Regions from separate parts of the Mus musculus genome. Here all the other regions are linked to region 2. The links are chromatin contacts, found by Hi-C or POLR2A ChIA-PET in ENCODE. All regions are on one chromosome and are shown on one strand. The core of a region is the stretch at or near the end of the contact, and the rest is flanking DNA. Distances in the headings are between cores, read along the strand shown.

The links. A loop is a pair of places that touch in the nucleus more often than their neighbours do. ChIA-PET counts read pairs that join two places held with the same protein, here RNA polymerase II (POLR2A).
Region 1: POLR2A ChIA-PET joins it to region 2 with 14 read pairs in embryonic stem cell. The contact joins the promoter of Pik3r3 here to the promoter of Nsun4 in region 2. POLR2A ChIA-PET finds 5 or more read pairs at or near these places in 3 of 5 experiments (Patski and embryonic stem cell).
Region 3: a loop to region 2 is called in a map of heart, with 2.2 times the contacts of the local background. The contact joins the promoter of Mknk1 here to the promoter of Nsun4 in region 2. A Hi-C loop is called at or near these places in 1 of 37 maps with a recorded cell type or tissue (heart). POLR2A ChIA-PET finds 5 or more read pairs at or near these places in 3 of 5 experiments (Patski and embryonic stem cell).

Annotation. Positions count from the first base shown.
Region 1 is chr4:116,219,543-116,223,138 of GRCm38, forward strand. Pik3r3 (phosphoinositide-3-kinase regulatory subunit 3) reads left to right here and starts at 2,066. Exons shown (of 10, transcript NM_181585.6): 1 at 2,066-2,871. The coding sequence starts at 2,766.
Region 2 is chr4:116,052,166-116,055,626 of GRCm38, forward strand. It overlaps Nsun4 (NOL1/NOP2/Sun domain family, member 4), which reads right to left and starts at 1,646. Exons shown (of 6, transcript NM_028142.5): 1 at 1,519-1,646. The coding sequence starts at 1,611.
Region 3 is chr4:115,837,215-115,840,950 of GRCm38, forward strand. It overlaps Mknk1 (MAP kinase-interacting serine/threonine kinase 1), which reads left to right and starts at 1,984. Exons shown (of 13, transcript NM_021461.5): 1 at 1,984-2,067.

The DNA of each region.
Region 1 (3,596 bases), core at 816-3,315, 170 kb after region 2:
TTTCCTGGGCCTGTTTCAACTCAGTACACCCACATACACACACACACACACACACACACACACACACACACACACACACACACACACCCTCCCCCCCCCCCCCTTTTTTGTTTTTTTCCAGATAGGATTTCCTTGTGTAGACCTGGCTACCTTGGAACTAACTCTGTAGACTAGGCTGGCCTCAGACTTAGTTTTTGAACTCAAGAGATCTGCTTGCCTCTCTCTCTAGAGTGCTGGGTCTAAAGGAATGAGCCACCGTGACTGGCTTAACTCAGAGCACTTTTAAGAAAAGGTAGAACCCAGCTGGGCAGTGGTGGCGCATGTCTTTAATCCCAACACTTGGGAGATAGAGACAGGCGGATTTCTGAGTTTGAGGCCAGCCTGGTCTACAGGGTGAGTTCCAGGATAGCCAGGGCTACACAGAGAAATCCTGTTTCAACAAAACAAAGCAAAACAAAAACCAAACAAAAACAAACAAACAAAAAAACAAAACAAGAAAGGCAGAACCCTTTAGGAGGTAGAGGATTAAAAGTGGAGACCCTTCTAGAGGCCAGTCAATACACAGAGCTACTGAGGATAGGTTTTGCTCAAGCTTAAATCAGGTTGTCAACTCAAACACAATGGGCTTTGTTACTCCAGTGTAAAGAGGAAACAGCCGTTTTGGCCTCCTCAGACTGTATTGTATGGCAGGATGGCAATTCTAGGCACAGGTTAGCTATTCAGGGTTCCCCAGCAAGTTAATTAGCTGTTTCTGAAATGCATGAAAATGTTCAGCATTTTTTCTGAAGCAAGTCTCAGAACTTTAAGCTTGGAAGGAGGGACCTGTGTGTTAGGAAGTGGGAAACAGAAAAGCGCCTTTTTGGTAGGGGAATGCAACACCTGTGACTTACCACAGAAAACACACAGACACTGTAATTTAAAAAATCTATTTAATTCTTATTTCTTTATTTTCTGATTTGAGTACTAGAACTGGAGGGCTCGATGAGATGCCTCACTCTTTGCTTGAGCGTAACTATGGGTTCTAAAGTCCTTCAGTGTGAAGCGGAGTAGCGGGGGGGGGGGGGGATGACTCCCCAAGGAACATTCAAGGTTCAGGTACCCTCAGGGAGTGTGTGTGTGGGGGGGGTGGGGTGGGGGACGATGGGGATCTTGTCTGGACAGAGAGTCCTGCAAGTGGGCTTGGCGACCTTTGCTGTATCTGATGATTTAACACCGGGGTAGGGGAGGGCGAACGCAGCAAGGTGAAGAGGTTTGTGAGGAGGAACTCTGCCCAGAGACTTCCAATGGAGCAGAAGAGTGTGCGCCCCGCCAAGTGACAGCACGCCCCGCTGCCGCCGCTCCCCTCCCCCCGCAGCTAGTCTCCAGGCAGAAGAGTCTCGCGCCAGCCCGTTCTCCCCCTCGTCACTCGTCCGGGAGGACCGAGCCACAGCGGGAAGCCCCGCCAGTCTCCGGGCAGCTTGAGCCCCCGAGCGCTCGCCCAGCCTGTCAGTAACCGCCGTTTGCGCCTTCTTTCTTTCTCCACACCCCCTCTTCTTCCTCCTCTTTTCTTTTCCCCTCTGCCTTTGTCCCGCTTAGTAACTGAGGTCCGACCAATCGCCGCCTTACCGGCCGGCGCCGGCTATCTCCTGATTGGCTCGCTTGGGGCGCGCAGCCGTCTCCGCTCCTCAGCTGGAGCAGGGCAGACAAAAGACGCAGGCTCGGGCTCCGGCAACCGGGCTCAGCCAATCACCATCCGCCCCCCACTCTTGGAGGAGCTCGCGTGCGCCCGGCTCCGACTCCTGGCGAGCGGCCAGCGCCCGGACTGTACCATTCTGAGCGAGGCTAGGGGGTAATGGCAAAGTCTGATTAAAGTGTCGAGTCTCGCAGGCTGACGGGGAGAGTTAAAAGTCGAAGCGGAGGGTGGTGGCAGTCTTCATTTCTTAGGCACTTGACAATCTTTGCAGTTAAGGTGCAAAGGAGTGGAAAGGACAGTCGAGCTACCGGCTCTTCCTCCTGTCCTGCCCGGTTGGTTGGCGCCTCAGCGGGGGTGGCAAGGGGGGAGGGCGGGGGAGGAGGTCCCCTCAGCGCAGTTAAAATGAAACTCTAGTGGTTGGAGCCAGGGCAGAGCGTGAGGGGAGCCGGCGCTGTCGTGGTTACCTTTACTACTCGGGCACAGTCGAGCTGACTGGACTCTCCAAGGGGTCGCCATCCCGAAGCTGCGGAAGCTTGGGTTCCCAGCCTGACGCGAATAGAGCCCGAGTCCCAATCCCAGAGGGAATCGCTCTCCGCAGACCAGTGGGACCCCGAAACTTGAACGCAAACCCCCTTTTCAAGCCTTTGTCACTTCCCCAGCTTTCTCCCAACGCGTTCTTTTTTCCCCCTTCCTCTCCATTCTCTCTTCTCCGAAGGACACAAAAGTGGCTTCCGCTGAAAGATTAGGAGGCGGTGGGAGCTTTTCCCTTTGGAGAGCGATTGTGTAGGAAGGATTTTCGGGAAGCTGCTTTTTAACACCACTGCTCTTTGCTTTCCGAGCTTCCCTGTAACCCTCTGAGGTAAAAACCCCGTAGCTTGAAAGTTCGGGGTATTTTGTTGGGTGCTTTAGGAGGAGAGAAGAGGAGGACCTTGTCCTCATCCTAGTAGTTTGGCTGGACTTGTACTGGCCGTTGGAAACCCCCAAGTACATTTCCGTGTGGAACTTTTGCAAATATATATTTAGATTTTAAATATCAGATAAAAGATATATATGCTTTTTATATATTTCCCGACGACCTGCCCCTGACAGCGCGATGTACAATACGGTGTGGAGTATGGACCGCGATGACGCAGACTGGAGGGAGGTGATGATGCCCTATTCGACAGAACTGATATTTTATATTGAAATGGATCCTCCAGGTATTTGAGAGCAAACTTGTTATTTTTATTATTTTTTAAAATTTTTGGATGGGTCTGATTTGTGCTTAACAAAACCCCGGTGACGTTTTCAGGCCAGAAGTATTCTTGGGTGCGCCAGGTTCGGGATGAGGGGTAGATTGCAGTTATAGCTGCAGTAAAACTGCTCTGGCTTACACCTTTAAAGTTTGCAGTTAGGACCCTGATCCCATTGTCCTGAGGGGGTGGGGGCGGGGGGACTGGAGTGGGAGGAAAGACCCGTTTTGGTTTGGCCTTTGCATGTCATTCAGGGTTTTGACGGCCCTCCACTTTTTTTTTTTTTTTTAATCAAGATTTCTGCTGGCAAGGGATGTATTATAATCCATGCTTGAAGAATTTCCCTTTGTGGCGATTCCTTAAAGCTTATACTTTAGTGCAGTTATCTGCTATGGTTCGTTGTTATTTTACCTTGGTTAACTTTAGAAACTGAGTTGCCTTTGTGATTATTCATTTTGAGACTCCGTGCTTCTCTCATAGAAACCAAATGCCGGTTAGTGATTTTCAGGGATTGTGCGTTCTTATTCATTCATGGCCTTAGTCTGAGGCTTTTTTTCTCCTATGCATATAGTTTCTTAGGTCTGCATGTAGTATTTTACTACTCGTTAATTAATTTATGGTGATTTAACTTAATTTGGGGGGTAGAATTGATATAATTTCGACTCTTAAAAATAAAGAATCTTTCTCTTTCC
Region 2 (3,461 bases), core at 396-2,895:
GGGGTTAGTAAGAGGTAAGAGTTCCCCCCAGGCTCCCACAGAAAGGACCCTACACAGGGCTTCTGGAGAGCCTGAGGCAGGGATGAGCTAGGAGAACCAGCACTCTCAGGTGGTAGGTTGATAACACAGAAAGGACTCCTAGGGGCAGATATCTGGGAATCTGGGCATAAATGGGAATAATGAATACAGCCCTCTTGAGGTGAGATGGGAGAGCCAGACATGCCTGCCTGAGAAGAAAGTGGAGGGCCACAGCCATTTTTCCCAAGAGGTACATCAAGCTGTGGTTTAGGTTCACAAGAGTTTGGAGGCATAGGGTTGTCGTGGTAAGGGTTGCCAGAGGGTGGGGAAGATGCTGAAGAAAGGGGAGGATCATTGTAACTTCTTCTAGAGGGACAGTGGGGCCCTCGGTGAGAAATGGATGCAGGGGTTAGAGGTCTAGTTTCCACAGATCGGTGAGCAAGGGGAGGTGAAATTGCAAGGCCAGGTCTCAGGGGCCGATGGGTAAGAAGAGGTGAAATGATGGAGTAATTTCCCTGGGACCCTGGCATAAGGGGAGTCGAAATCACCGGGCCTGTCTCCAAGGTTATATGAGTAAGTTCAGGGGAAGTTACTGGGCTGGCTCTAGGGGCCTGATGAATGAGAGGTGGGGAAGTCACATAACAAAGACGCGGACTTGGAGGGCATGAACGCTGAGATTCTGGGGAATCAATATAGTTGCAACATAGGTTCCGCTGATGAGGAGAGGGTGACCCCTGAAGGCTGAATCGGTCAAAACAAGGAGAGGATGAACCAGCTGGCTCTTGTCTGTACAGCCTTCCTAGGAGTGGAGAAAAGGGTTCAAAGGGGCACCTCTCCGGTGGGGGTGGGGAGGAGAGGACTGGGGGCGGAGGGGGCGGGGTGGGGATCCGTCGAGGTAAGCACGGAGAAGAAATGGTGAGGCAAGAGAAAGGTTCTCTAGAGTAAGGGGGGTTGGTGAATCTGTTGCCTGCATTTGGAGAAAGGCCAGCATTACAGGAAAGGTGGTCGTTGAAGTCTTTCCCGGGCGCCACAGGCACCTCGAGAGTGAGAACAGGGGTGAATCCTTTCCTGCAGGACGACGGAGACTCAGGAGGGAAGGAGTAGTTGTTAGGGCAGTCTGCTTGAGGTGAAGTTGAAGGGGCTGAAATTTTAAGGAGGAAAGGAGGGGAAGAGTTCATGGGACTGGAGGGGAAGGGTAAGAGGGAGGAAAGAAAAGGAAAAAGAAGGGTGGGAAGGGCAAGATAAAAGTAAGCAAGAAAAAGTAACATGAGGCGATGTAACGTCACCGAATGAAAGCTCAGGCCGTGACTTAACAGAGAGGGGCGGAGTCAGGGGGCTGCTTACGCAACAGGAAGAGGCTTGTGGTTAATAAAAGGACAGGCAGGCGTGAGACAAGAGCTCCAAGAAGGTTACGGTCCCTGGAGTTCATGTCCCGAATGCAACTGTGAGTGACGGGAAACGCAAGGGCTGGATAAGTCTCCCTCTAATGTCAGACCTTACCCATTTCTTCTTATATCGATATCTCCGCGGGACCGGCGTGAAGTCCACGAGCTTCAGCAGCTTCCGAACACATCTTAAGACGGGCGCAGCCATGTCAACTAACAACGCCAATAATTCCGACTGAAACTGCAGCTGCGCTCTCGCGGGTTCCGGGAAGGATTGAGGGCTGCTTAGAATATCAGCGGCAGACAGGGCGGGGCTAGGCTTGCGGCGCCCCCAGGGCTCCGCCTACCTCCACACCCCACCCACCAGAATCCTCGGGGCGCACACGAAGCGGTGGCTGTGCTAGAGCATCTAAAGGAGCTCCTAGGAAGTTGCAGGGAAGGCCTTCTGGGCTCAACCTGCATGGAGAAAGCTGCCGAGGTAGAACGAAATTAGAGCAGACTATAGACAGAAGCGGAATTGCTAGGAAGCCATAGAAGCCAGTTTCAAGATCTTCCTTTTAGACGGTTCTTTTCAAGACTCGGTACCTAATTTTGTGTTCTTTCTGAGACTATCAAATTGACTACGCCGCTTAGGATCCAAGAAGAAAGGGGGTGATCACTATTTTTAGAAATGATCGTTTGGCTGAGCAGAGTGGCATATGTCTTTATTCCAGCACTTGGAAGGCAGAAGCAGACGGATCTCTGTGAGTTCCAGGCCAAGCTTGGTTTTCATAGCTACAGGTCAGACAGCTTTTCTGTAACCTTACATTTATTCTTATAATGTATTGCCACCCACCATATAGTATAATCAGCTAAGTCGTAATTTTTTAAAAATGTTAAGTATGTCAAACTGATCTCTGGAAGTTGTGGGGCAGCCAACGTCTTTGAATTAGTGAGCTCCAGATTCCATGAGACCATCTGAAGACGTGTGGTGTTGACCTGCAGCTGCCATTCATAGACCATATGCACATATGCATGAACATATACAAACATATAACACACTCTTTTCTTTTCCTTTTGATTTTTGAGACAAGATCTCACTACATAGTCGTGGCTGGCCTATAACTCTCTATGTACACCAGGCTAGCCTGGAAATTATACCTGCTTGCTTCCGTCTCCCAAGGGCTGGGATTAAAAGGGTGTGCCCAAACTGTAACTCATACAAATATAGAATGAGCACCTGCCAAAAATTGTACTCATCATCCAAGTCACATACGTATCTGTCATTATCTTTTTTTTTTTTTTTTTTTTTTTTTTTTGGTTTTTCGAGACAGGATTTCTCTGTATAGCCTTGGCTGTCCTGGAACTCACTTTATAGACCAGGCTAGCCTCGAACTCAGAAATCTGCCTGCCTCTGCCTCCCAAGCGCTGGGATTAAAGGCATGCGCCACCACCGACTGGCTATCTGTCATTATCTTAAACAATAAAAGTAAAATAAGACTTAAACAAGTGAGAATTTGAGTTTCAAAATTTTAGTGAGCCAAATGAGGCCACGATGGCACATGTCCTTTTGTTTCTTTTTTTTTTTAAGAATTTTTTTTTTAAGATTTATTTATTATTATATGTAAGTACACTGTAGCTGTCTTCAGACACTCCAGAAGAGGGAGTCAGATCTCATTACAGATAGTTGTGAGCCACCATGTGGTTGCTGGGATTTGAACTCAGGACCTTTGGAAGAGCAGTCAGTGCTCTTAACCGCTCAGCCATCTCACCAGCCCCTTTTGTTTTGTTTCTTGATTTATTTATTCACTTTACATCCCAATCACTACCCCTTTACCAACTCCCCTCCCACAATGCCTCCCCCATTCCCTCTTCTCCTCCTAGAGGGTGGAGGTCCCCCCCCAGCTATCTCCCCACCATGGCACATCAGGTCTGCTTGGCAAAACGTATCCTCTCCCATTGAGGCCAGACAAGGCAGCCCAGCTGGAAGAACATATCCCACAGACAGGCAATAGCTTTTGGGATAGTCTCTGCTCCAGTTATTTGGGACCCACATGAAGACAGAGCTGCACATCTTCT
Region 3 (3,736 bases), core at 734-3,233, 210 kb before region 2:
ACATGTCTCAAGTGATTGACACAAGTCTTTAGCCAGCTGCCTGGCTCTCCTTCCACCCACCCCACCCCCAGTATCTGCTCTAGAATCTGGAAGGTTTTCCATTTTGCTGTTCCTTCTAATGCCCAGAGCCCAGTGTTCTAAAAGAGTGTTTTCAAACCCATTACAAATCATTATCTCTTCAGTCACTGGACAGTCCAGCTGTTAGAAAGTCCATGTACGTTGTGGAAGAGTTAAATTTATCTCAAATTTGAGATGTCTGGAAATATGTTAGGAAGGACATATGCACAGACAGACACACACACACTTGCTTGGAGAGTCTGAGAAGGATGCTTAGAGGACAAAGAGGGAGAGCTTTGACCTTAGTAATGAGAAATAAGAAGACTCTCACCTAAACAGGCAAAACCTAACAAAAGCAACTTACCTGGGAAGCCAGGGCTTAGTTGTCTTGTTGGCTCAGGATCTGCATCCATTGAGGGGACAGGGAACAGGGAATAAGCTGTCACCTCCACCCTGGGGCAGAACATCCCACACTGACTAATGATGCTGGATGAACTCAGCGTTCATGAGCCCTGTGGCCCTTTTATATGTTCGTGGCTACCACAGTATGGAACTATGGAATGCGGTCAAATAGGCCAGAGGAAGGTCTGAGTTCTACATGGTTTGCCCTCCTTCCTGGGAGCACCCTAGAGCCTTTATCCAATGTTAATTAACCATCATGGTTGCCATGGGGAGGTGGGTAGTAATTTTGAGAATCTGGATCCCAATCTATGCTTGAGTGACCCTGGACTGGTTGGCTATCAAGGGTTGGGGAATAGACTAGAAAGGGCAGTGAAGACACGAAGTTTGGTGGGCCTGGAAGGTTATAAGTTGAAAGAGATTGCAATATCCAGCCTTTGAAGGGGACTCAAATTTGGAAAGGAAGTAAATACAAATGCTTGGGAAAAAGACGTCCCTTTCCAGTCTTCATCTAGATTTGAAATCTAGCAAAGTCTTGAATACTTCCACTTCCTTCCCTCATATAGTTGAACACATAGGCCAGAAGAGGGAATAAATGTGTTTTAGAGGAGTGATGGGAAACGGAGATGCTCTTTAAGCCCCTTACTCTCCAGACCCTAACAACAATACTGAATGGGATAGGGAAGTTTACTTCACCACACAAAAGAAAACTGCGTCAGAACCTGAACTGAAACCAAGCACCCCGTCTTCCCGTCTCAGGCATCTGCAGCCTGTGGAAGTGAGGCAAGGAGGCTGGTTGGGGTACTACTCTAATTAGTACACAGAGGGGAGAGGGGGAGAGGGGGGAGGGGGGAGGGGGAGAGAAGAGAGAGAGAGAGAGAGAGAGAGAGAGAGAGAGAGAGAGAGAGAGAGAGAGCAGAGAGGAGAGAGAGCAGAGAGGAGAGAGAAAAAGAAATAGATCTTTAAGAACATTTGTTTTAGCTGTTGTTTTAGCTGCTGTAGTGGCACACACCTTTAATACTAGCACTCAGAAGGCAGAGGCAGGTAGATCTCTTTAAGTTTGAGGCCAGCCAGGGTTACATAGTGAGACTATTTAGAAAAACAACAATTTAAAAAATTTAATTACCGGAAGTAATGAACTTCTGTATACGCAGACCTTTATAGAAATTTTACAGTCATGCCCGGTGGTGTGCGTCTGTAATCAGAGAACTCTGGAGACTGAGTCAGAAGAAAAACGAGTTTGAAGTCAAGTCTGGAGTATACAAAAGGCCTTGTCTCAAAAATAAACTTTACTTAACAGAGCTGCCCTCAGGTTTACAAGAACTCCGTTCTGGCTCGCAGAAGTAACTATTTGCACCTGCAGCGTCTTCCACTTTCCGCTTGTAAAAGAAACCCGCAACAACCAGAGGACGCTCTGATATGCCACGCCTGCGCAGTGAACTGGCCTTGCTTCTCGCCACGTGTGGCCCTCGGGGCGCAGGCGTGACTCCTCCCCCTCACGCCTCCTTCTGCTCGGGCCCTCCCCCTGAGTTTAGCTCCGCCTCTTCCGCGTTCTCGACGGAGACCTGCAGGTGGGGGTGCTCGCGGCCGTTCCCGCGGTGGTCAACTAAGGTAAAAGTGAGCCAGCGAGGAGTCCCTCGGCGGGGAAACGGGGCCGGGGTCTGGGGTGCGGCGCTGCAGTCGCCCGGGAGGGGCAGACAGGGCCTTCTGAGCAGCTCGAGGTTAAGACCCGGTTCTTCTGCGGAGGAGCAGCCGAAGGGGACATCCTTTTAGAACTGTCCTCAAAGCTGCTTCCCTGCCCAGACCGCAGCGCATAAGATCCTCTTTCGGACTCTCAGCCCGTGCTTATGGACAGGCTTGGGTTGTGACAGGTCCGGAGCCGGTGGGTACGGGCTGTCGAGGAGGAGCTCAGCCTATAAGGAGTTTGAGCCTCAGACCAAACAAGGATACACTCAAGACTGACAGGGCTCAAGACAGTTCACTGGCATGAGCACATTATAAAATATGTGTACTTCGTTGTGTTAAATTGGCGGTTTCCACTTATTTTGCAATATAGTATACAAATGATTCTGCCACACTTTTTTCAACAGAGAGGTGGGAGTGTGGGTAGGATGCAGTCTCTTTCCTATAGCTGTAGGACTGTGGACCATCAGAAGCTAGGTAAGAGGGTGGGAGTGCTTGACTTTGGGGGTGAGCTATGCTTTCCCCTCTCCTAGGAAGCATCCTAGAACAACTCATTTTTCTCTCTTAGAGCTTTTTAAAACGAATATAATAATGTCACTGTGAGGGTTAAGTATGCTTATATGTAAATTGCCCACATGCAATGGTACTGATACATACGATTGTGATTTCCAGGAAAGAGTGTTTTGATCTGGCATATTTCAGGGAGGCCCTGGGGGGAGAAGCTGATGTAACCTGAGCCTTGGAGCCTCTGGGATTTACACGTGGAATTGACCTTGCAGTATGAGGAGGGAGCTCAAACTTGTTGACCACAGGCCTTGTGCCAAGAACCAGCTGAGTGGTTGATGTATAATGTTTCCCTGGATCCCCAGCCATCAGAGAGCTGCTGCCCACTGTCCCTAGCTTCGGGCCTTCTAAAGGGCCTGGGCTGGAAGTACTGTGAAGAATAGACACGGAGTCAGGATTGTGTATAGAAGTGAACTAGCAAAATAAATAAATAAATAAAATAAAAAACAAAAAACAAACAAACAAACAAACAAAAAAAACAAGCTGGGCGTGGTGGCACATGCCTTTAATCCCAGCATTCAGGAGGCAGAGGCAGGCAGATTTCTGAGTTCGAGGCCAGTCTGGTCTACAGAGTGAGTTCCAGGACAGCCAGGGCTACACAGAGAAACCCTGTCTCGAAAACCAAAAAAAAAGTGAACTAGCCAGGAAGTTTGGAGCCCCTTCGGAGCATCTGTTCCCACCTCAGTGTTCCTCTTTCTATAATCCAGGGTCTTTGGCTTGCATAGGAGTGTCATTTCTCTAGTGCAGATTTGGCAGTCAGAGGGCCTGGCACCAGCCAACCCAACCATGGAGAGAGAAGTTCTGAGAAGAAGCTGGCAAATTGCAGCACATGTTTAGCTAGGTCTCCTGTTGTGTGGTCTGTAGTTATTCAATAATATGGCACCTTCTGCAGCTTCTTCACGGGTGCTCACACCACATCTTTGGTGACGCGTCTCATCCTCCTGCTGGTTAGATGCTCCCAATCCAGTCTCCTGTAGCAGAGACTGAGCTTCCTATAGACGTCTTAGCAAAGTCTGTCTTGGGGTACATCACT